2 separate regions of the Homo sapiens genome follow, and region 2 is linked to region 1. A link is an interaction called in ENCODE POLR2A ChIA-PET data of the cell type or tissue named here. Cell type or tissue: MCF 10A. All regions are shown on one strand. Links, peaks and the distances in the headings refer to the core of each region. The heading gives the core; the rest is flanking DNA. Region 1 overlaps OTOP3 (otopetrin 3). Region 2 overlaps SUMO2 (small ubiquitin like modifier 2).

Evidence for each region. ChIA-PET counts read pairs that join two places held together with the same protein. Peaks named below come from ENCODE experiments on the same cell type or tissue, not always from the same donor. Only the 100,000 strongest peaks of a DNase experiment are listed, where the experiment ranks them.
Region 2: POLR2A ChIA-PET joins it to region 1 with 5 read pairs; 4 of 35 experiments call an interaction of 5 or more read pairs at or near these places.

The regions. Positions count from the first base shown.
Region 1 is chr17:74,939,822-74,952,510 of GRCh38, forward strand. OTOP3 (otopetrin 3) reads left to right here. Exons shown (of 7, transcript NM_001272005.2): 2 at 1,572-1,988; 3 at 2,080-2,216; 4 at 3,465-3,523; 5 at 3,785-3,903; 6 at 6,840-7,654; 7 at 9,425-10,171. The coding sequence ends at 9,595. HID1 (HID1 domain containing) reads right to left here. Exons shown (of 19, transcript NM_030630.3): 17 at 12,448-12,539; 18 at 12,084-12,242; 19 at 10,921-11,812. The coding sequence ends at 11,749. Among named protein-coding and RNA genes, the nearest start is that of OTOP3, 10 kb to the left of the region's middle. RefSeq lists enhancers at 3,607-4,806, 10,296-11,254. In MCF 10A, for the core only: no CTCF peak of the experiment used is centred there; a DNase peak (open chromatin) is centred at 4,510.
Region 2 is chr17:75,159,931-75,170,921 of GRCh38, forward strand. It overlaps SUMO2 (small ubiquitin like modifier 2), which reads right to left. Exons shown (of 4, transcript NM_006937.4): 4 at 5,656-8,471. The coding sequence ends at 8,409. Among named protein-coding and RNA genes, the nearest start is that of JPT1, 11 kb to the left of the region's middle. In MCF 10A, for the core only: no CTCF peak of the experiment used is centred there; no DNase peak of the experiment used is centred there.

The sequences.
Region 1 (12,689 bases), core at 1,612-6,611:
CAGGCCTGTCCCATGCTCTCAGAAGACATTGTGAATCAACCCCAGAAACTTTTCCCTAAACCTTTAATGTACTTTAAAATTATTTTATTTATGTATTTATGTTTAAACTCAGGGTCTTGCTCTGTCACTCAGCTTGGAGTGCAGTGGTCCAATCATAGCTCACTGCAACCTTGATTTCCTGGGCTCAAGCCATCCTCCTGCCTCAGCCTCCTGAGTAGTTGGGACTATAGGCATTAAACCATCATACCTGGCTAATATATATATTATACACACACACACACACACACACACACACACACACACACACACACATACATATATACATATATGGGGTTTTTTTCGGCTTTTTTGTTTTTTTTTTTTTTTGAAGAGATGGTGTCTTCCTATGTTAGCCAGGCTGGTCTTGAATGCCTGGGCTCAAGCAATCCTCCCACCTGAGGCTCCCAAAGTGCTGAGATTACAGGCATCAGCCACCATGCTCAGCCTAAAATTACTCTTAATTACATAAGTACTGTGCTAATTTTTTTTTAAAAAACTAGAACAGTAAAGCTAAAAAGTCTGCTACTCCCAATCCCAGTACTCTCATCCCAGAAGAAACTCCTATTGTGAAACTGATGGGTATAATCTAGACCAGCAGTCCCCAGTCCCCAGGCTGCGGACCAGTACCAGTCCATGGCCTGTTAGGAACCAGGCCGCATAGCAGGAGGTAAGTGATGGGGAGGGAGCATGACAGCCTGAGCTCTGCCTCCTGTCAGATCAGCAGTGGCAACAGATTCTCATAGGAGCACAAGCCCTATCGTGAACTGCACATGTGAGGGATCTAGGGGTTGCCCACTCCTCATGAGAATCTAATACCCAATGATCTGAAGTGGAACAGTTTCATCCCGAAACCATCCCTCCACCCTCCATCCATGGAAAAATTGTCTTCCACGAAACTGCTCCCTGGTGCCAAAAAAGTTGGGGAGGGGACTGCTGGTCTAGACCTTTTAAAAGTAATCATATAGGTGCTTGTATGTTCCCATAATACAGTATTGTTTCAGATCACACCATTCTTCCCTACCAAGCCCAGACACAGCCTCAGGATGCTTCTCTACAAGACATTTTAGGCAATCATTTCCCAACCAATCAGGGTCAGAATAAGAAAGGCCACCAATTTGCCCTCCCTGGTGTCAGAAGTGAAAGTCCTACCAGAAGGCGGAAGGACACCGCTGCCTTTTCATGGCAAAAAGTCACAGCCCTAGAAACTGACCAGGCACTAGGCAGACGCTGACTTTAGGATCAGGCACAAGTCAGGAAGTGGGGTTGAGAGGGAGGACATGATCCTCACGCCAGTCAAACTAATTCCCCATGTTTATGTGCAGCACGAGAGGTTTCCGTAGGGTCTCCTGGTCTGTTTGAACCTCCTCAGGTCCTGTAAGATAGATGGGGCAGCTGCTATTAGTTCCAATGTCCCAACCACCCAACCAGAGAGGCCGCATAGCTGACCCTGGGTCACACAGCGGTTAGGGGCAGCGTGGACTTGAACCCAGGACAGCCTGGCAGTTAACCCAGGACCCTTTCTCCATCTCCAGCCCCTGCTGAGGCTACACCCATGCCTTCTTCAGAAGCACAGGAGACTGAAGCAGCCCCGGAGAAGGAGAACCGAGTGGATGTGGGGGCCGAGGAGAGAGCGGCCGCCACCCGGCCCCGGCAGAAGTCCTGGCTGGTGAGGCATTTCTCTCTGCTGCTGCGGCGGGACCGGCAGGCCCAGAAGGCTGGACAACTCTTCTCGGGGCTCCTGGCCCTGAATGTGGTGTTCCTGGGTGGCGCCTTCATCTGCAGCATGATCTTCAACAAGGTGGCCGTCACTCTGGGTGACGTGTGGATCCTGCTGGCCACGCTGAAGGTCCTCTCCCTGCTTTGGCTTCTCTACTATGTGGCAAGCACCACCCGCCGACCACACGCCGTGCTCTACCAAGATCCCCACGCGGGGCCCCTCTGGGTGCGGGGTGAGTGTCAGGTTGCTGGGGGGCTGGGCAGGGGTGGGGAGGGAGAGCCGGTTCCGCGCAGGTGCCAACGCCCGCCCACATGTCCGGCCAGGTTCCCTAGTGCTCTTCGGCAGCTGCACCTTCTGCCTCAACATCTTCCGAGTGGGCTACGATGTGAGCCACATCCGCTGCAAGTCACAGCTGGACCTTGTCTTCTCTGTCATCGAGATGGTCTTCATCGGCGTCCAGGTGACAGGCTTCTCACGTCCCCACATCACCGAGGACATACCCTATCTACCCATGCCATGCACACACCTCCCACTACCTATGCCTAGGAACAGCCACACAGGCAAATACCTAATGTCCCAGGGTCTTTGCACACACACCACACCCCTCACACAAGTGTCCACGTCCACACATACCCACGGGTTCCTGCATCAACACACACACCGTGTCACCGAATGTAGACACTTAGAAGTCCAGCTGTCTATGCGTATGTAGGCATATCCCTGGATATACACTCCCTACATGTATAAACCTTCTCTTAAGAATACAATCTCGGCAGGGCGCAGTGGCTCACGCCTGTAATCCCAGCACTTTGGGAGGCCGAGGCAGGCAGATCACCTGAGGTCAGGAGTTTGAAACCAGCCTGGCCAACATGGTAAAACCCTGTCTCTACTGAAAATACAAAAATTAGCCGGGTGTGGTGGCGCACGCCTGTAGTCCCAGCTACTCGGGAGGCTGAGGCACAAGAATCGCTTGAACCCAGGAGGCAGAGGTTGCAGTGAGCCAAGATCATGCCACTGAGCTCCAGCCTGGGCGACAGAGTGAGACTCTGTCTCAAAAAAAAAGAATACAATCGGCCAGGCGCGGTGGCTCACACCTGTAATCCCAGCACTTTGGGAGGCCGAGGTGGGTGGATCACAAGGTCAGGGGATCGAGACTAGCTGAGACCATCCTGGCTAACACAGTGAAACCCTGTCTCTACCAAAAATACAAAAACAAAATTAGCTGGGCGTGGTGGCAGGCGCCTGTAGTCCCAGCTACTCAGGAGGCTGAGGCAGGAGAATGGTGTGAACCCGAAAGGCAGATCTTGCAGTGAGCCGAGATTGCGCCACTGCACTCCAGCCTGGGCGACAGAGCGAGACTCCAAAAAACAAAAAAGAAAAGAATACAATCTCCAGCTTCCTCTTAGGTTTCTCTTGTCACCAGGCATTGTGTTGGGTGCTTCGTTCCCGCAGTCTTATTTCCCCCAACAAGAAAGCACTTCCCCAAAGGGTGGGCTTTTTGGTCCCTTTTCCCAGCTGAGGCAACTAAGGCTCAGAGATGGTTTGCCACTGATTCAATACCACACAGCAAGAAGCAGTAGAGCCAAGATTCCGACCCAGTCTTTCTCCCTGTGTCTTTCACTGTAAATACACGCATGCGCCCCAGGAACTCACACTGTGGTCCCACCACCTCCACCAGCCCCTGGGCTCAAGGCCCTGTCTCTTTCAGACCTGGGTGCTCTGGAAACACTGCAAAGACTGTGTTCGGGTCCAGACCAACTTCACTAGGTAAGACTTCTCTCCCTCCCAAACCCTCTGGCCTCTCTGTCCTCCCCACCACTTCCCTGGTCAGGGTGGCCGCGGGGCTATAGGTTAGTCTGGGATGTGTCCTAGGTGGCCCCAGGGCTGCCTCTTGTGTCCTAGTGCCAGTGTGACACTAGGGAGTGAGTGGTTGGGAGTGAGTGGTTGCCCCAACAACAGTGGATGGTGAGGGTTTGGCACCTGGGGAGCCGGCCAGGGTGTGTGAGAAGAGTGTGGCATTTCCCCCAGGTGTGGCCTGATGCTGACCCTGGCCACAAACCTGCTGCTGTGGGTTCTGGCCGTTACCAATGACTCCATGCACCGAGAGATCGAAGCTGAGCTTGGCATCCTCATGGAAAAATCCACAGGTATGGAAAGGAGACCAGGTCTTCCTTGCCCTGAAACACACACACACACACACACACACACACACACACATAAACGCTACACTCTCTAAAACAGGTGAGGCTCAGTAGGTCTATAGAGTTGGGAGCAAACTCTAGAGGCCAGATTAGGAATCAACAGAAAACTGAAGTTTGCCAGTGGTCCCCATCCCACCCCATCAGGTGCTGACGCCCTGCACCCAACTCCAGGTGTCCAGCTAGCCATCAGCAAGCCAGCCACTGATCCTGGCTGAGAGAGCCACTAAGTCCTTCAGGTATGCACCCCGCCCGTGGCATTTGCATTTTACTTGCAAGCAACTCAACAGCCTCCCGGCTGAAAGGAATATCTTCCTAACACAATTTTAGGTGCCTGGCCTCATCAATCAGGTGGGACGGAAGATATCTGGACAGAAAAAAACTCCCAAGATTGTCCCATATGCCTCACCTCCTATCCTAGAGGCTGCATCCCATACCCTACATGGGAACACTGCTCTGTGGGATTGAGCCACACCTGTATGTACATGCCCCACCCCGCCCCGGGTGGCATCACCATCACGCCCTGCAGCCCAGCCCTCCCAGCACATCCACACATTCACATACCCGCTGCATCAGTCACGACACGCCTGTGTACTGTGAGCATTCTATATACTCTGCTTGCATTTCTCAGAAAAGCTGTGCAAAGAGAGAATTTTTGCCAAGTGACATCATGGATTTTGAAATTATAAAATAATTCAGGGCTGGGCACAGTGGCTCACGCCTATAATCCCAGCGCTTTGGGAGGCCGAGGCAGGCAGATCACCTGAGGTCAGGAGTTTGAAACCAGCCTAGCGAACATGGCGAAACCCCGTCTCTACTAAAAATACAAAAATTACCCAGGCATGGTTGTGGGTGCCTGTAATCCCAGCTACTCAGGAGGCTGAGGCATGAGAATCGCTTGAACCCGGGAGGCGGAGGTTGCGGTAAGCCGAGATCGCACCATTGCACTCCAGCCTGTGTGACAAGAGTGAAACTGTCATAAAACAAAATAAAATAAGATTCAAGCATTACAAATGAGTAGAAGAACAAGACATACCCATCATCTAGGCATAATAATTATTAATATTTGGCCATATTTATTTATTTTTAATTTTTGCTGAAGTACTTAAATTACAGAAATCATGACATTATATCTCAAAATATTTCAGCATGCATCTTTTTTTCTTCTTTCTTTCTTTTTTTTTCTTTTTGAGACAGGGTGTCGCTCTGTCACCCAGGCTGGAGTGCAGTGGTGAAATCATAGCTCACTACAGTTTCAAACTTCTGGGCTCAAGCGATCCTCCCACCTCAGCCTCCTGAGTAGCTGGGACTACAGGCACATGCCAGCACACCCAGCTAATTTTTAAAATTTTTGTAAAGATGGAGTCTCACAAAAAAATTTCTGAGCCCAGACTCATCTCAAACTACTGGGTTCAAGTGATCCTCCCTCCTCAGCTTCCCAAAGTGCTGGGATTATAGGCATGAGCCACCATGCCGGACCCAGTGTACATCTCTTTAGAAAGAGATGTATTCCCCCACATGACCACAATGCTATTACAATTGTTAACAAAATCCTTTAGCTTCATTCTGTCCTCTAAATCAATCTATATCCCACTTTCTCCAGTTAGCCCCAGAAATGTCTTTTACAGACGGTTTGTTCAAACATGCAATGCATTTGGTTAAGTCTAAATTGGTGTTTTCCCACTGACCTTGAGACTTGTCAGGTTGCTTCCTCCTGGCAGTGTTTAACTCACATCCCTCTCCCCTACTTTTCCTTGGAACGGGAAGTATAGACAAAATCTTGATTAGATTCAGGTTAGATATTTTCGGCCCCAGCTTCTTCCAGGTGATGCTGTGTGCTCTGAGGGACAGGGATGGCAAGGTACTAATGACTGATGACCTGACCCTGAGTGCTGCTAAGGCCGATGGCTGGGTTCCGCTGTCACAGCCACGGGTTTTCCCTTGAGCCCAGGAAGTAATCTGTGGAGGTGACATTTGACACCAGAGACATCATGTGAGGGTTCTTGGGGTTTCGGTTTTTGGTTTATTTGAGACACACTCTCACTCTGTCACCCAAAGTGGAATACAGTCATGGGAACACGGCTCACTGCAGCCTCAACCTTCCAGGCTCAAGTGATCCTCCCACCTCAGCCTCCCAAATAGCTGGGACTACAGATGTGTGCCATCCGGCTAATGTTTTTTGTTAGTTTTTGTTTTTTGTTTTTTGTGGTTTTTTTTTTTGAGATGGAGTTTTGCTCTGTCGCCCAGGCTGGAGTGCAATGGCACAATCTTGGCTCACTGCAACCTCTGCCTCCCGGTCTCAAGCCATTCTTCTGCCTCAGCCTCCCGAGTAGCTGGGATTACAGGCACGTGCCACCATGCCCAGCTAATTTTTGTATTTTTAGTAGAGACGGGGTTTCACCATGTTGCCCAAGCTGGTCTTGAACTCCTGACCTCAGGTGATCCACCTGCCTCAGCCTCCCAAAGTGTTGGGATTACAGGCATGAACCACCGCACCTGGCCATGTTTTTTATTTTTAGTAGAGACGAGGTCTCACCATGTTACCCAAGTCGATCTTGAACTCCTGAGCTCAAGCAGTCTTCCTGCCTTGGCCTCTCAAAGTGCTGGGATTACAGGCATGAGCCACTGCGCCTGGCTGGCATCATGTTTTTAATGCTTTACGTAAGTTTGGCATCTGAAGTCTTCAATTCCTTTGAAAAAGAATGACCATTCTGTGGGATTTGTGATCTCTTTGCCTGGGCCTCAGTTTCCACATTGGTAAAATGAGCGGCTGGGTCGCTTTCAGCTCTAGTGTATTCCAGGGAATGGGAGGTATCTGTGTAGCCAGTTTCCTCAGAGCAGAGCCTGCCTGAATGTCTGTCCCTCCCACCCTGCCTCCCTCCCAGGCAATGAGACCAACACCTGTCTGTGCCTCAATGCCACCGCGTGTGAAGCTTTCCGGAGAGGCTTCCTGATGCTCTACCCCTTCAGCACTGAGTACTGCCTCATCTGCTGTGCTGTGCTGTTTGTCATGTGGAAGAACGTGGGCCGCCACGTGGCACCCCACATGGGTGCCCACCCTGCCACCGCACCCTTCCACCTGCACGGGGCCATCTTCGGGCCGCTGCTGGGCCTGCTGGTGCTGCTGGCAGGTGTGTGCGTCTTTGTGCTCTTCCAAATCGAGGCCAGTGGCCCTGCCATTGCTTGCCAGTACTTCACCCTCTACTATGCCTTCTATGTGGCTGTGCTGCCCACCATGAGTCTGGCGTGCCTGGCGGGCACAGCCATACACGGGCTGGAGGAGAGAGAGCTGGACACGGTCAAGAACCCTACCCGCAGCCTGGATGTGGTGCTGCTAATGGGTGCTGCACTGGGCCAGATGGGCATCGCCTATTTCTCCATCGTGGCCATTGTGGCCAAGCGCCCGCATGAGCTGCTCAACCGCCTCATCCTGGCCTACTCGCTGCTGCTCATCCTGCAGCACATCGCTCAGAACCTCTTCATCATCGAGGGCCTGCACCGGCGCCCACTCTGGGAGACAGTTCCCGAGGGCCTGGCAGGAAAGCAGGAGGCTGAGCCTCCCCGCAGAGGCTCCTTGCTGGAGCTGGGCCAGGGCCTGCAGCGGGCCTCACTGGCCTACATCCACTCCTACAGCCACCTCAACTGGAAGCGGAGGGCACTCAAGGAGATCTCACTCTTCCTCATCCTCTGCAATATCACAGTAAGTGGCTGGGCTAAGGGGCCTGGAGGGTAGAGGTGGCCAGGCAGACCCAGAAAGCCTCACTCAGGAAGGGATGGATCAAGGACACATCTTTTTCCAACTAGCTTGATGCTGCTTGAGAGTGTCCCCCCAGTTCCCTACAGGGTGCCTGGCACAAATGAATGTGCCAAGCACTTGGCTAAGTGCTCTTCACAAACAAATATGTAAGACATCCACCCTCCAGAAACTTCCTGTCTAGTTGGGAAGACACCACTGAATTCATCATCCCTGGGTTCAGTCAAAGGAAGAGATCAGGAAGTACCTGATTTTCTAAGACACTCCTAGAGGAAGATGTTGATAATGGCTGCCCAGCTTCTGGCGGAAGTCCCAGGTACACCTTTCCATGCAATGTCTCTACGCTTCATTGAATCATGACAGTAACTCCATGCAACAGACACTATTGCTGTCCCTTTTCACAGAGGAGGAAACTAAGGCTTAGGTTATTGTACCTGCCCAAGTACCCACAGCCTGTAAGTGGCAGGGCTGGGACAACTCAGGGTTGTGTTTGACTCCAAGCAATCAATGCACTGAAAACATACCTGAGAAATGAAACCTCTGGTCCAGGCAGAGAATAAATTGGCTCTAAAGTGCATTAGGAGCTCAGCAAAGGAACTGTGGGCCTGCATAGCCAAGGAAGGCTTCATGAAGTTTTGATCTGAGCCTTGAGGAAGGGGTAGAATTTGGACAGGAAGGTAGGAGGGGGCAGGGGGTCATAACTAGCAGAAATGACAGGGCACAGTGGCTCACACCTGTAATCCCAGCACTTTGGGAGGCCGAGGGAGGAGGATCCCTTGAGCCCAGGAGTTTAAGACCAACCTGGGCAACACAGGGAGACCCTGTCTCTACAAAAAAAATTTTAAATTAGTCTGGGCACGGTGGCTCACGCCTGTAAGCCCAGCACTTCGGGAGACTGAGGTGAGTGGATCATTTGAGGCCAGGAGTTGGAGACCAGCCTGGGCAACATGGTAAACCCCATCTCTACTAAAAATACAAAAATTAGCCAGGCATGGTGGTGCACACCTGTAATTCCAGCTACTCGGGAGGCTGAGGCACGAGAATTGCTCAAACCCAGGAGGCAGAGGTTTCAGTGAGCTGAGATCGTGCCACTGCACTCCAGCCTGGGTGACAGAGTGAGACTCTGTATCTTAAAAAATAGTAATAATAAAAATAAAAATTAGCCAGGCATGATGGTGCATGCCTGTAGTCCCAGCTACTTGGGAGGCTGAGGTGGGAGGATCACTTGAGCCCGGGAGGTTGAGGCTGCAGTGAGCTGTGATCCTGCCACTGCACTCCAGCCTGAGTGACAGAGTGAGACCTGTCTCAAAAAAATAAATAAATAATAAAAATAAAAAGTAGCTAGCCGAGGAGTGAAGCCCGAGCTCAGGGTACAGGGTGGGGGTGCCCAGCTTGACAGAGCAGGTGGCGCGCTGGGAATTCCTGCTTCTCCCCACACGTGGCGGCAGCCTGGGGTCTCCTGACCCATCTGAAGTTCAGGCTGGCCACAGGCAAGCTCACAGAGATGGCTGGGGATAGCTAAGGCCTTCTGCAGTAGGGCGAGAAAGATCTGGGGGAAAGAAGAGCTCACGCTGAAAGCCCAAGGGTTAGAAGAAGACTGAGCGGGAGGTGGGGGTGGCACTGGAGGGGCTGCAGGTTTGGGGGCTGCCTCCCCTGAACTGAGTGCCTTGGGGCACAGGAGAGCCCTTCCCTAACTCAGCACATCCTCTTCCCCAGCTGTGGATGATGCCTGCATTTGGCATACACCCGGAGTTTGAGAACGGGCTAGAAAAGGATTTCTACGGCTACCAGATATGGTTCGCCATCGTCAACTTCGGCCTGCCTCTGGGGGTCTTCTACCGCATGCACTCTGTGGGAGGCCTGGTGGAGGTCTACCTGGGGGCCTGAGGCTGCCCACCCCCGGCAGAACCTCGAAGTGCCAAGGTGGGGAAGATGGTAGCCCAGAGTCTCTGAGCAGATGCCTCATTCTGAGGTGCCGAGACCAGCCTGAGGCTCTCAAGGCCTCCTGCTCCCCAGAGCCTCACTGAAGGGGAGGGCACTGCCTAGAGCCAGAGGCCAACAGCAGGGGCCTGGACACTGAGCTTCTGATGCCCACGGCCAGGCCTGGGCACATGCCTGCCCCCTGCCTTCCCACCACGATCCGCAAGCCAAGGGTGCACCCCAGGAGGCTGGCAGGGGCCCCCTCACGGCTACTCTGTGGGAGGGTCAGACCTACATGACCGAGTCTGGGGAGCTTGGCGAGGGGCACCCCTCTCCAGCCAGGACTCAGAGGTCTGCCCCCTGCTGCGAGAAGAGCACCTGGTCCAAGTGTGGCTCTGGACATCCTCAGAGCTCAGAGCTCCGAGCTAGGAGGCCAGCTCCTCTCCCCACACACCTGTCTCCTAATGAGCTCATTCATTGGCTGCCAGGCAGGGTTCAACAGCTCTCTCCTGCCGCATAAACCCTATTTGTTTAATGGATTGCATTCAGGCTCATGGCATTTGTTCCCAGGGACAGAACTGCTCCTCCGGACATGGTGGGAAGGAATGGTCCTTTTGAGTAGGGCTGTGGGGCTGGGACAGTCCTGCTTCCGGGCCAGGAGGGGTCTAACCCAGTTCTTCCTTGGTCTGATCCGGGGGAAGAGGTGGGAGAGACAAGTCCGGGCTCGTGTCTCTCCACCCCCACCCCTCCCCAGCACACCCTCTCTCTAGGACAGAGCCCCCGGTGACATTCTGCAGCGGGCTCACCATGCAGGCTGTGGCCCCTGGCTGCCGGTCCCAGGCCTGGCTCATCTCCTGAGCCATCAGGTAGGGCAGGAACGGAAGAGAAAGGGCAGGTGTGGCAGGCCATCCGTCTCCCTGAGCCCAGTGCAAACAGTGGGCTCTGCCTGGGACGAGGCCAGAGAGGGCAGCCCTGGCCCTGCAGGTGAGGCTCTGCCCTCCTCCTCACCCACCCCCACCGAAGTGAGTCACTAGCAAGCATAGCCCTCCCAGCGCTGTCTCAGTGGCTGCCTGGTGAGGCCCCATGGCCTCTCCTGTGGGCTCTTTCTCTGGGCAGCAACAGCCCAGGGGCCCAAACCCTAGGTGACAGGGTCTGATCCTGCTTTCCCACCCAAGAAAATAACAAATGCTGGTTCCCAGTCATGCACTGGGGGCCCTCTGGGGTGCAGAGTCCCCAGCTCCCCTGAAGACAAGAGCCACACCTGGCCCCTCGCCTCAACCACAGAGTCAGAATGTGGAGCAGGAGGTTTTATTGTAAAGAGGCCGATTGTACAGAGCAAAGATTGTTCTGACACGGGGGGCTGGGTGGTGGGACCCAGAGGCCAGAGCTGGGTGAAGGATGAGGGGTGGCATCGCCCCATCCAGGCAGTGGGCAGGGCAGGGAGGACTAAACGGCTGCCTCCCAGTTCCCTTCCCTGCCCCTCATTACTGGGTAAGAGGGAGCCAGGCTATTTCCATGGATCCAGGAGAATATAGCAGGAGACCCTCACCACCCCACACCATGCCCCAAGGATACGGGAGGTGCCCCAGTCTGGCTTTTGCAGTCGGCCAGCTCCCAGCCTCCTCGAGGAGCAGCCTGGCCACACCTTTTTCCCCTGGAGCCTGGAACAGCTGGCTTTGGGTTAGGAGGCTGGAAGCACCCCCTTACCCTGTCCAGGCACCTCAAGGGACAGCCCGTGGTTCCCTGGTCAAACCCCTTAGGGCACAGTGACCCATTGGCTTCTGCCTCTGGGGCTGGGTAGCACAGGAGTGGGTGGGCACTGAGGGGCCAGCACTGAGCCAGGTCTTAAAGAGGGAGTCCGAGTGTTGGGGGCAGTGGTCTCTGGTGGGGGCATAGCCCCAGAGATGGGGCTCCTGTGAGTCCAGCCTAGGGGTTGAGGGGGATCTGAGCCAGTTCACATTGTCCTGGCCACAGGGGTCTCTAGGGCATGACACTCAGGGCCACTCTGCCTGTTCCAGGCCCTGATCGTGGTAATTTAAAGCTCAGAATGGTGGATGGGGGAAGCCTCAGGGACCAAGGCCCTGCCTTCCCCTAGACTGAGCCCCTCGTCGGCTTCATCCTCACACCCGCTGTATCTCAAACAGCTTCACGTCGGTGTCGTACCAGACAGGGGGGTCCACATTCCTGTGGAGGAAATGGGGGGTTACCCAGGTGCTGGGGCACCTTGCAGACAAGGCACCAGGAGGAGCTGGGCAGCAGGAATGGCCAAGCCAACCCTTTCCATCCCGATGTCCCACCCTGGGCAGCGGGTGCCACCGTCAACCAGGCAAGGCCGCCTTAGTTGACTGTCTTGACATGAAGTCCACCATAGGTGGTGGGGCCCAGAGCTGAGGTCCCTGTTGAGCCCTGCTGGGCAGGCTCTCAGGTGGACACCACCCCACTCCCCGGGGCCCACCTCAGATAGATGACGCCCCACATGTAGGTGCGGAACCACATGGCAGTGCCCGAGTTGGCCTGGTACTTGCGGATGAGGATGGGGTGGGGCACGGGCAGCAGCCCCACCAGGGTGCCATGCTGCAGGAACCGCAGGATCTCAGACTCATCCGTCAGGCCCCTGCGGGGAGAGGGGTATCTCCAGCACACTCACGTGGTCCAGGGGAGCACGGGGCTCACCCTGGCCACCCAAGACCCATGTTTCCCATCACACGCCTACCTAAGCCTAGGCTGGCCCCGCCCAGAGCCCACCTGCCCACACCACCGGCCCCGCCCACAACCCCGGCCCCGCCCACAACCCCCGGCCCTGCCGGCGCCCGACTCACTTGTCAATGCAGATCTTCTCCACCTGCGGAACCAGCACCTGCAGCAGCCTCATGATGGTCTGCAGCGGCAGCTTCGACTTCCAGGAGAGGACCTGGCGAGGGACGGGGTTCCTGGGGCTGAGAAAGCAGCCCCCGGAGGCTGCGGGGCAAGCCTGACCCTGACCCAGAACCACAGGCTCCCCAAGGCAGAAAGTACCCCTGCTCCTTGCAGCATGAGCCTGGCACCAAGCAGGACCCGGGAA
Region 2 (10,991 bases), core at 1-5,000, 220 kb after region 1:
CTTAAGATTTCATTTTAAAACCACTGCTGGCCAGGCGCGTGTGGGCTCACACCTGTAATCCCAACACTTTGGGAGGCTGAGGCAGATGGATCACCTGAGGTCAGGAGTTTGAGACCAGCCTGACCAACATGGAGAAACACTGTCTCTACTAAAAATACAAAATTACCTGTGCGTGGTGGCACATGCCTATAATCCCAGCTACTTGGGAGGCTGAGACAGGAGAACTGCTTGAACCCAGGAGGTGGAGGTTGCAGTGAGCCAAGATCATGCCATTGCACTCTAGCCTGGAAAACAAGAGCAAAATCTCTGTCTCAAAAAAAAAGAAAGAAAAAAAAATTGCTAGTCATGTGCTTTTGAACTTGGTTAAGTGATTGAACTAACAAAATCGTCCAGGGACAAGTATTTCCCCCAAACTTTACTTCTCAATCCCAACATCTCAGGGCGTCCCTTAAGCGTATCACTTGTGACTTGACCACATCTTCACAGACACATTCTGCATCCATTACTCCGAAGGCCAAATTTAGTATGCATCTGTCCATTCTTTTCTTAGCTGTATCCTCACAAAAAAAGACAGATCAATATACTGGAAAAGACAGCTCAAGGAGTTTATTTCCTTTTAAAACTCATTTGCCATTAAACAAATAAGCCGAGAGTTCTCAAATGTGGAAAATGGCTTTGTCAAGTTTATGTGCTCCCTTTATTTCAAGTTAAGGTTAACAGAATGGCACACACACTCTACTAAGGTCTGACATGCCCCTCTTGGGTCCTTTTTAACTGCTCTAAAGTGTAGATATGAAGAGCATGATTCCTAAATTGTCCTCCTCAAGAGGAAATTCATATTTCCTCCTCCTCAGAGTAAGGACTGAATAAAATTATGTGGTTTAAGTTTGTCCTGTTTACCCCAATACTATACTGCTATTTCTCTTTTAAAAACAAGCAGAATCCCAGCACTTTGGGAAGCGAAAGCAAAAGAACTGCTTGAGCCCAGGAGTTCAAGACCAGCCTGGGCAATGTGGCAAGATCCCATCTCTACAAAAAAAAAATACAAAAACTTTTTTTTTTTTTAGACAGAGTCTAGCTCTGTCTCCCAGGCTGGAGTGCAGTGGCATGATCTCGGCTCGCTGCAACCTCTGCCTCCTAGGTTCAAGCGATCCTTCTGCCTCAGCCTCCCGAGCAGCGGGACTACAGGTGCATACCAACATGCCTGGCTAATTTTTGTATTTTTAGTAGAGATGGGGTTTCACCACACTGGCCAGGCTGGTCTTGAACTCCTGACCTCGTGATCCACCCACCTCGGCCTCCCCAAGTGCTGGGATTACTGGCGTGAGCCACCACCCCCAGACAAACTTTCTCTTTTTTTTGAGATGGAATCTCCCTCTGTTGCCCAGGCTGGAGTTCAATGGCCGAATCTCGGCTCACTGCAGCCTCTGCCTCCCGGTTTCATGAGATTCTCTTGCCTCAGCCTCCCAAGTAGCTGAGATTACATGCGCCCACCACCAGTGCCTGGCTAATTTTTGTAGTTTTAGTAGAGATGGGGTTTCGCCATGTTGGCCAGGCTTGTCTCAAACTTCCAACCTCAGGTGATCTGCCTGCCTCAGCCTCCCAAAGTACTGGGGTTACAGGTGTGAGCTACCGTGCCCGGCCAATTTTTTGTTTGTTTGTTTGTTTGTTTATTTAGAGACACGGTCTTGCTCTGTTGCCCAGATTGGAGTGCAGTGGCGTGATCTCCATTCACTGAAACCTCCACCTCCCAGGTTCAAGCAATTGTCTTGCCTCAACCTCCCAAGTAGCTGGGATTACAGGCACCCACCAACACGCCCGGATAATTTTTGTATTTTTAGTAGAGACGGGGTTTCACCGTGTTAGCCAGGCTGGCCTTGAACTCCTGACCTCAAGTGATCCACCTGCCTCAGCCTCCCAAAGTGTTGGGATTACAGGCGTAAGCCACCGTGCCCGGCCTACAATTTTTTGTATTTTTGTATGTATGGTGGTGTGTGCCTGTGGTCCAAACTACTCAAGAGGCTGAGGCAGGAGGATTGCTTGAGCCCAAAGGTTTAGGCTGCAGTGAACCATGATCATGCCACTGCACTCCAGCCTGGGTGACAGAGCAAGACCCTGTTTCAAAAAAATAAAAAACCAAAAAAAAACCCATTACCCATCTGTCCTGTTCTCCTAGAGAAGAATTTAGCCTCCTTCGCAAAGATATTTGTTAAAATTATAAATACATAACTTCAAAGGGTATCCCCAGAAAAAATGTGGAAAAATTCTTCCCTTAACATTCTAAATTCTGTAACTTGTGGCAAATTTAGCCACATAATATGCCTTTAAAATATGAACGGTAAAAATACATATATATATATATATATATATATATATATATATATATATATAATGTATATAGTTTTTGAGACGGAGTCTCCCTCTGTCACCCAAGCTGGAGTGCAGCAGCGAAATCTCGGCTCACTGCAAGCTCCACCTCCCTGGTTCACGTCATTCTCCTGCCTCAGCCTCCCAAGTAGCTGGGACTACAGGCGCCCGCCACTACACCCAGCTAATTTTTTTTATTTTTAGTAGAGACGGGGTTTCACCGTGTTAGCCAGGATGGTCTTGATCTCCTGACCTTGTGATCCACCCACCTCGGCCTCCCAAAGTGCTGGGATTACAGGCGTGAGCCACTGCGCCCGGCCAAGAAAACAAATATTAGGTGATAATTCTTGGACTTTAAAGTGTTTCACAAAGCCCTCAGGGTACAAGAAATCCTAAAAGTGAGGCCGGGTGTGGTGGCTCACTCCTGTAATCTCAGCACTTTGGGAGGCGGATCTTGAGGTCAAGAGATCAAGATCATCCTGGCTAACACGGTGAAACCCCATCTCTACTAAAAATGCAAAAAATTAGCTGGGCGTGGTGGCGGACGCCTGTAGTCCCAGCTACTTGGGAGGCTGAGGCAGGAGAATGGTGTGAACCCGGGAGGTGGAGCTTGCAGTGAGCCAAGATCACGCCACTGCATTCCAGCCTGGGCAACAGAGTGGGACTCCATCTCAAAAAAAAAAAAAAAAAAAAAAGAAAAAGAAAAGAAAAGAAATCCTAAAACTGCCTCATATAGTCACAGCACTGCTTACAGAGAAATAACAATCTACAATCCAAACAACAGATTAATTTCAAACTAGTTTATATACTCTGTTCTAATTATGTTTTACCTCAAGGAACTTTTTAAATTAGCTAACCACTATAAAAACCAAAGTCTCATTATAAAACATGCATACAGGCATGCCTCATTTTATTGCACTTTGCAGATACTGTGTTTTTTGGTTTTTTTGAGATGGAGTCTCACTCTGTTGCCCAGGCTGGAGTGCAGTAGCGCAATCTCAGTTCGCTGCAACCTCGGCCTCCTGAGTTCAAGCAATTCTCTGCCTGAGCCTCCCAACTAGCTGGGATTACAGGCATCCGGGATGTCTATGCTGCACTGAACTGTGATTACACCCCTGCACTCCAGGCTCGGTGGACAAAGCAAGATCCTGTCTCCAAAACAAACAAAAAAGTACTTTAAAGTATGGCACAGTGGCTCATTATTCCCAACACCTTGGGAGGCTGAGGCGGGAGTATTGCTCGAGTCCAGGAGTTCGAGGCTGCAGTAAGCTATAACTGCACCACTGCACTCTAGCCTGGGCAACACAGAAAATAAGATCCTGTCACCCCACTCCCAGAAAATAAAAATTAAAGTATGTATTTTTTTTTAAGACATAATGCTACCGAATACCTGACTACAATATAAACTTTTTTTTTTCCAAGACAGGGTCTTACCCCGTCAACATAGCTGGACTGCTGTGGCGCGATCACAGCTCATTGCAGCCTCGGCCTCCCCCCGAGCTCAGGCAATCTTCTCACCTCAGCCTTCAGAGTAGCTGGAACTACAGGCATGCACCACTGCACCTGGCTTTTATTTTTTGTAGAAACAGGGTCTCACTATATTGCCAGGGCTGAACATAACTTTTATATGCACTGAAAAACCAAAAAATTTGTGTGACTCGTTTTATTGAGATGACTTCTTTATTGTAGTGCTGCAGTCTGGGACCAAGCCCGTAGTCCCTGTGAGGTATGCCTCTATTTCCTACCACAACCAGCAGTAACTTTCAAGTCACCATTTAGATAATCAGAACTCTAACTCATCCTGTAGATGGATGCTTTGCTTCTTAGGGTACCAAAGAGACAGTGAGACTCTGTCTCAGAAAAAGAAAAAAAAAAAGATAAAAACAAAAGACAACTTACATGTGGGAGACACCATGCTAGGCATCTCAAACACACATTGCCTGGGCACGGTGGCTCATTCCTGTAATCCCAGCACTTTGAGTGGCTGAGGCGGGTGGGTCACTTGAGGTCAGGAGTTCGAGTCCAGCCTGGCCAACATGGTAAAACCCCATCTCTACCAAAAATATAAAAAATTAGCCAGGTGTGATGGCACACGCCTGTAATCCCATCTACTCGGGAGGCTGAGGCAGGAGAATCACTTGAACCCAGGAGGCGGAAGTTGCAGTGAGCTGAGATCCTGCCACTGCACTCCAGCCTGGGGGACAGAACAAGACTCCATTAAAAAAAAAAAAAAAAAAAAAAAAAGTAGGCCGGGCACAGTGGCTCACGCCTGTAATCCCAGCACTTTGGGAGGCCGAGGCAGGCGGATCACGAGGTCAGGAGATCAAGACCATACTGGCTAACACAGTGAAACCCCGTCTCTACTAAAAAATACAAAAAACTAGCCGGGCATGGTGGCGCGTGCCTGTAGTCCCAGCTACTCGGGAGGCTGATGCAGAAGAATGGCGTGAACCCGGGAGGCATAGCTTGCAGTGAGTCAAGATTGCGCCACTGAACTCCAGCCTGGGCAACAGAGTGAGACTCCATCTCAAAAAAAAAAGTAAAATAAACAGGGCGCGGTGGCTCCCGCCTGTAATCCTAGCACTTTGGGAGGCCAAGGTAGGCGCATCACCTGAGGTCAGGAGTTTGAGACCAGCCTGGCCAACACAGTGAAACCCCGTCTCTACTACAAATACAAAAAAATCAGCCAGGCATAGTGGTGGGCGCCTGTAATTCCAGCTACTTGGGAGGCTCTGTCTCCAAAACCAAACAAACAAAAAAACCCCACAAATTTTAAAAAAACAAGCTGGTGGCACTGTACATATAGGAAAATTAGTCTAGCTGATTCAAGAGTAAAATTCATACATATACAAACATAAAGAAAAATCTACTGCATTCCTGTTGTCACTGGCAATGCTCATTTGCTATAGAAACAGGGAATGTAAAGAGTGTATCAAAACAAAGGTACAGCAGCCGGGCGCGGTGACTCACGCCTGTAATCCCACCACTTTGGGAGGCTGAGGCGGGCAGCTCATGAGGTCAGGAGATCGAGACCATCCTGGCTAACACGGTGAAACCCCGTCTCTACTAAAAATACAAAAAATTAGCCGGGCATGGTGGTGGGTGCCTGTACTCCCAGCTACTCAGGAGGCTGAGGCAGGAGAATGGCGTGAACTCGGGAGGCAGCTTGCAGTGAGCCGAGATCGCGCTACTGCACTCCAGCCTGGGCAACAGAGCAAGACTCCGTCTCAAAAAAACAAAAAACAAAGGTACAGCAGATTAAGAGAAATAACACATAATACTACATGGTGACTTGATGGTAGATTATATTGGTAGGTTGACAATCAGTATGGACAAAAACAATCAACAAGCATTAGGATACTATCTCTAGTCCCAGTTTTATAGTCACCGTCTATTTCACAACTTTTCTGGAACTTGGCTTTCTCATCTATAAAATGGCAGTGAGGCCGGGCGCAGTGGATCATGCCTGTAATCCCAGCACTTTGGAAGGCCAAGGCGGGTGGATGAACTGAGGTCAGGAGTTTGAGACCAGCCTGGCTAACATGGTGAAGCCCTGTCTCTACTAAAAATACAAAAAAATTAGCCGGGCATGGTGGCGGGCACCTTTAGTCCCAGCTACTGGGGAGGCTGAGGCAGGAGAATGGCGTGAACCCGGGAGGTGGAGCTTGCCGTGAGCCAAGATTGCGCCACTGCACTCCAGCCTGGGCGACAGAGCAAGACTCCGTCTGAAAAAAAAACAAAAACAAAAACAAAAACTGTAGTGGTTGGGCATGGGGTCTAACACCTGAAACCCCAACACTTTGGGAGGCCAAGACAAGGGACTGAGGCCAGAAGTTCGAGACCAAACTGGTCAACATGGTGAGACCCCACCTCTAATTTAAAAATAATAAAAATTTGGCCGGGCACAGTGGCTCAAGCCTGTAATCTCAGCACTTTGGGAGGCCAAGGCAGGCAGATCACCTGAGGTCGGGAGGTGGAGACCAGCCTGACCAACATAGAGAAACCCCTTCTCTACTAAAAATACAGAATTAGCCAGGTATGATGGTAGATGCTTGTAATCCCAGCTTTTCCGGAGGCTGAGGGAGGAGAATCAGTTGAACCCGGGAGGCGGAGGTTGCAGTGAGCTGAGATCATGTCATTGGTCTCCAGTTGGGGCAACAAGAGCGAAACTCCATCTCAAAAATAAACATTTTTAAAAAATTAAAAAGGGGCTGGGCATAGTGGCTCACGCCTGTAAACCCAGCACATTGGGAGGCTAAGGCAGATAGATCACTTAAGATCAGGGGTTTGAGCCCGGCCTGGACAATATGGCGAAACACTCTCTATAAAAAATACAAGAATTAGCTGTGGTGGCATGCACCTGCGGTTCTAGCTACTCACGAGGCTGAGCAGGGAGGATCTCTTAAGACCTGGAGGTGGAGGTTGCAGTGAGCCAAGATCACACCATTGCACCACTCCAGACTAGGCAACAGAGGCATAACCTCTTTCAAAAAGACCTAAGACGGGAGGCTGAGGCAGGAGAATGGCGTGAACCCGGGAGGCGGAGCTTGCAGTGAGCCAAGATTGTGCCACTGCACTACAGCCTGGGAGACGGAATGATGCTCCATCTCAAAAAACCACCACCAAAAGAAACCCTAAGAAACAAAAATTAAAATAATAAAGACTGTAGTGACCTGTATATTTAAGGTTCTGAGGATGGATATATATAGATATTTTCTGTCCCTCAATATTCTTGAATAGGCCAGGCGTGGTGGCTCATGCCGTAATCCCTGCACTTTGGGAGGCTGAGGCGGGTGGATCACCTAAGGTCAGGAGTTCGAGACCAGCCTGGCATACGTGATAAAACCCTGTCTCGACTAAAAATAGAAAAAAAATTAGCTGGGCGTGGTGGCATGCACCTATGACCCCCCAGCTACTCAGGAGGCTGAGGTTGCAGTGAGCTGAAATTGCACCACTACACTCCAGCCTGGGCAACAAGAGGAAAACTCCGTCTCAAAAAAAAAATCCTTGAATAAGGAACGAAAACTTTATTTTAGGTTAGGGAGTATTTACTTATGATAAGTGCAGGCTAGAATGGTTCAGTGTTTTATCAGCAACAAAGGCAAAATCAGAACTTTTTCCTTGCCACATGTGCTACCCTATACCCTATGCTCCGTGCCTCACTTAATATACAGAAAATACCTGGAAATCCACGATACTATGGCCCAATTTTTCTGCTAGTATACTTGCATATTAACATGGGACCTAGAGAAACTTTTGGAACAAGGTGATATTTATAAAACTGTTATTCTTTGTTTGGCATCAGTATCAGTCTGTCAGAAACACCAAGTAGCTTTATTTCCTTCTTGAAATGTTACTTCTAAGCAGGCCTATTTATGTTTTTTCTAAGCCTCAATTTTCTATTTAATATTTCTCAGAATAAAGAAAACAGCTCATTTTAAACAAGAAGTTTATTTAAACAACAAGACGCTTGACTTGAAGGGAAAACTATCTAGGATTCTTTTTTGTTTTAGAGTAATTTATCCCTACTTAAAGACAGATTGCCCTACATGTAACAGCTACGTACAAAAAAGTTATAAAATTGTCCTTGGTTTTACAATGATAAATGAAAAACATTAAAATTCTCCAATTGAACAAGGTATGCAAGGATTTTTATGTTGTTGTTTTTTTTTTTTGTTAAAACAGTGAGAGCAAAATAACTTACTGGAATATAAAGATAAGAGCTGAATGAGCATGCCACTAATGGAGAAAGGGGGTATTTTCACAGAATCAGTATTTTTCCCCATCCCGTCTCCACTTGATGTCAATCAAAACATACCATTGGCTGTTTAGTTAAAAAAAAAAAAAATGCAATATGCTTGTGCACATATACCAGTTACTTTATGTACAATAAAGGAATGGGGAAGGGGGAAATGAAAGAATAGAGAAAACTATACGGTAGTAGTCAGGATGTGGTGGAACCAAATTGCAGTTTTCTAATTGAGAATGTAATCTTGGTCTTTAAAGAACAGAGTTCTGGAGTAAAGAAGCAGGTTCCCTTTTCAGTAGACACCTCCCGTCTGCTGTTGGAACACATCAATTGTATCTTCATCCTCCATTTCCAACTAGCATAAAAGAAAAAACAAATGTAAAAGCACTGATTAAGTTCTGAAAATTAATGATTTTTGGGTTTAAGTATGCTGAAAACATGTACATGTTCCACTAAGTTCCAAGTTTCATTATTTTAGATGTCTCATAGCTTAATGTATCAACACACTTGGTTTAAGTAATTTTTCACTTGGCTTCCTTTTTTATGACTATTAGATAAAACTTTTTTGTTTTTTTTTTGAGACAGGATTTCTGTCACCCAGGCTGGACTGCAGTGGCGTGATCTCAGCTCACTGCAACGTCCACCCCTCAGGTTCAAGCAATTCTCCTGCCTCAGTCTCCCAAGTAGCTGAGATTACAGGCATCCGCCACCATGCCCAGCTAATTTTTTTGTATTTTTAGTAGAGATGGGGTTTCGTCATGTTGGCCAGGCTGGTCTCAAACTCCTGAGCTCAAGTGATCTGCCTGCCTCGGCCTCCCAAAGTGCTGGGATTACAGGTGTGAGCCACTGCGCCCAGCCAAAACTTAGTTTTTGAGTAAAAAGCAGAATATTAGCCAGGTGCGGTGGCTCATGCCTGTAATCCCAGTACTACTGGAGGCCAACATTGGAGGATTGCTTGAGCCCAAGAGACCGAGACCACCTGGGCAACATAGGGAGACAACATCTCTACAAAAAAAAAAAGGAAAAAAAAAAAAAATTAGCCAGCCATGGTGACACATGTCCATACTCCCAGCTACTCAGGAAGCCGAGGTGGGAGGATCAATTGAGCCCATAAGATCAAGGCTGCAGTGAACTGAGACCACACCAGCTCACTCCAGCCTGAGTGACAAAGCAAAAGATCCTGTATCAAAAAAAGAGAAAAAAAGGCTAGGGCCACGCACAATGGCTCACTCCTGTAATCTCAACACTTTGGGAGGCTGAAGTGGGCGGGTCACCTGAGGTCAGGAGTTCAAGACCAGCCTGGCCAACCTGGTGACACCCCATCCCTATTAAAAAAAAATTTTTTTTTTTTTTTTGAGACGGAGTCTCCCTGTGTCGCCCAGGCTGGAGTCCAGTGGCAGGATCTCAGCTCACTGCAAGCTCCGCCTCCTGGGTTCACGCCATTCTCCTGCCTCAGCCTCCCGAGTAGCTGGGACTACAGGTGCCCGCCACAACGCCTGGCTAATTTTTTGTATTTTTAGTAGAGACGGGGTTTCACCGTGTTAGCCAGGACAGTCTAGATCTCCTGACCTCATGATCCACCCTCCTCGGCCTCCCAAAATGCTGGGATTATAGGCGTGAACCACTGCACCCGGCCTAAAAATATTTTTTAAATTAGCCGGGCATGGTGGCATGTGCCCGTAATCCCAGCTATTCGGGAGGCTGAGGCAGGAGAATCGCTTGAACCCAGGAAGCAGAGGTTGTGGTGAGCCAAGATTGTGCCACTGGACTCCAACACCGGTGACAGAGTGAGACTTGGTCTCAAAAAAAAAAAAAAAGGTGGGGGGGGGCGGGTGTGGCAGCTCACACCTGTAATCTCAACACTTTGGGAGGCCGAGGCAGGCAGATCACCTGAGGTCGGGAGTTCAAGACCAGCCTGGCCAAAATGGTGAAACCCAGTCTCTACTAAAAATACAAAAAACAAAACAAAAAAATTAGCTGGGCGTGGTGGCGCACGCCTGCACGCCTGTAATCCCAGCTACTTGGGAGGCTGAGGCAGGAGAATCACTTGAACCCAGGAGGTGGAGGTTGCAGTGAGCCAAGATCATGCCATTGCATGTGACAAGAAACTGTCTCAAAAAAATTAAATAAATGAAAGCTGAATATGTCTGTGTCGAGGGCCCACAGAAGGGTGATATGTTTAAAGAATCTCGCTGCACTGCTTAGCAAAGACTGAAAACAAATCTCAATAAAAACCCAAATTAGGCTGGGCGCCGGGGCTCACGCCTATAATCCCAACACTTTGGGAGGCCAAGGTGGGCGGATCACCAGGTCAACAGGTCAAACCCATCCTGGCCAACATGGTGAAACCCTGTTTCTACCAAAAATACAAAAATTAGCTGGGTGTGGTTGCGCACGCCTGTAGTCCCAGCTACTCGGGAGGCTGAGGCAGGAGAATCACTTGAACCCGTGAAGTGGAGGTTACAGTGAGCTGTGATTGCCCCACTGCACTCCAGCCTGGCAACAGAGCAAGACTCTGTCTCAAAAAACAAAAACAAAAACAAAAAACACCAAAACAAAAAACCCACGGCAGGCGTGGTGGCTCACAAGGTCAGTCATTCGAGACCAGCCTGGCCAACATAGTGAAACCCCGTCTCTACTAAAAATACAAAAAATTAGCTGGGCATGGTGGCAGGTGCCTGTAATCCCAGCCACTCAGGAGGCTGAGGCAGGAGAATCACTTGAACCTGGGAGGTGGAGGTTATAGTGAGCTGAGATCACGCCACTGCACTCCAGCCTGGGTGACAGTGCGAGACTCCAGGTCTCAAAAAAAAAAAAAAAAAACCCAAATTAATAAAACATAGTATGCTCAGATATTAAATACCATATAGCCGTT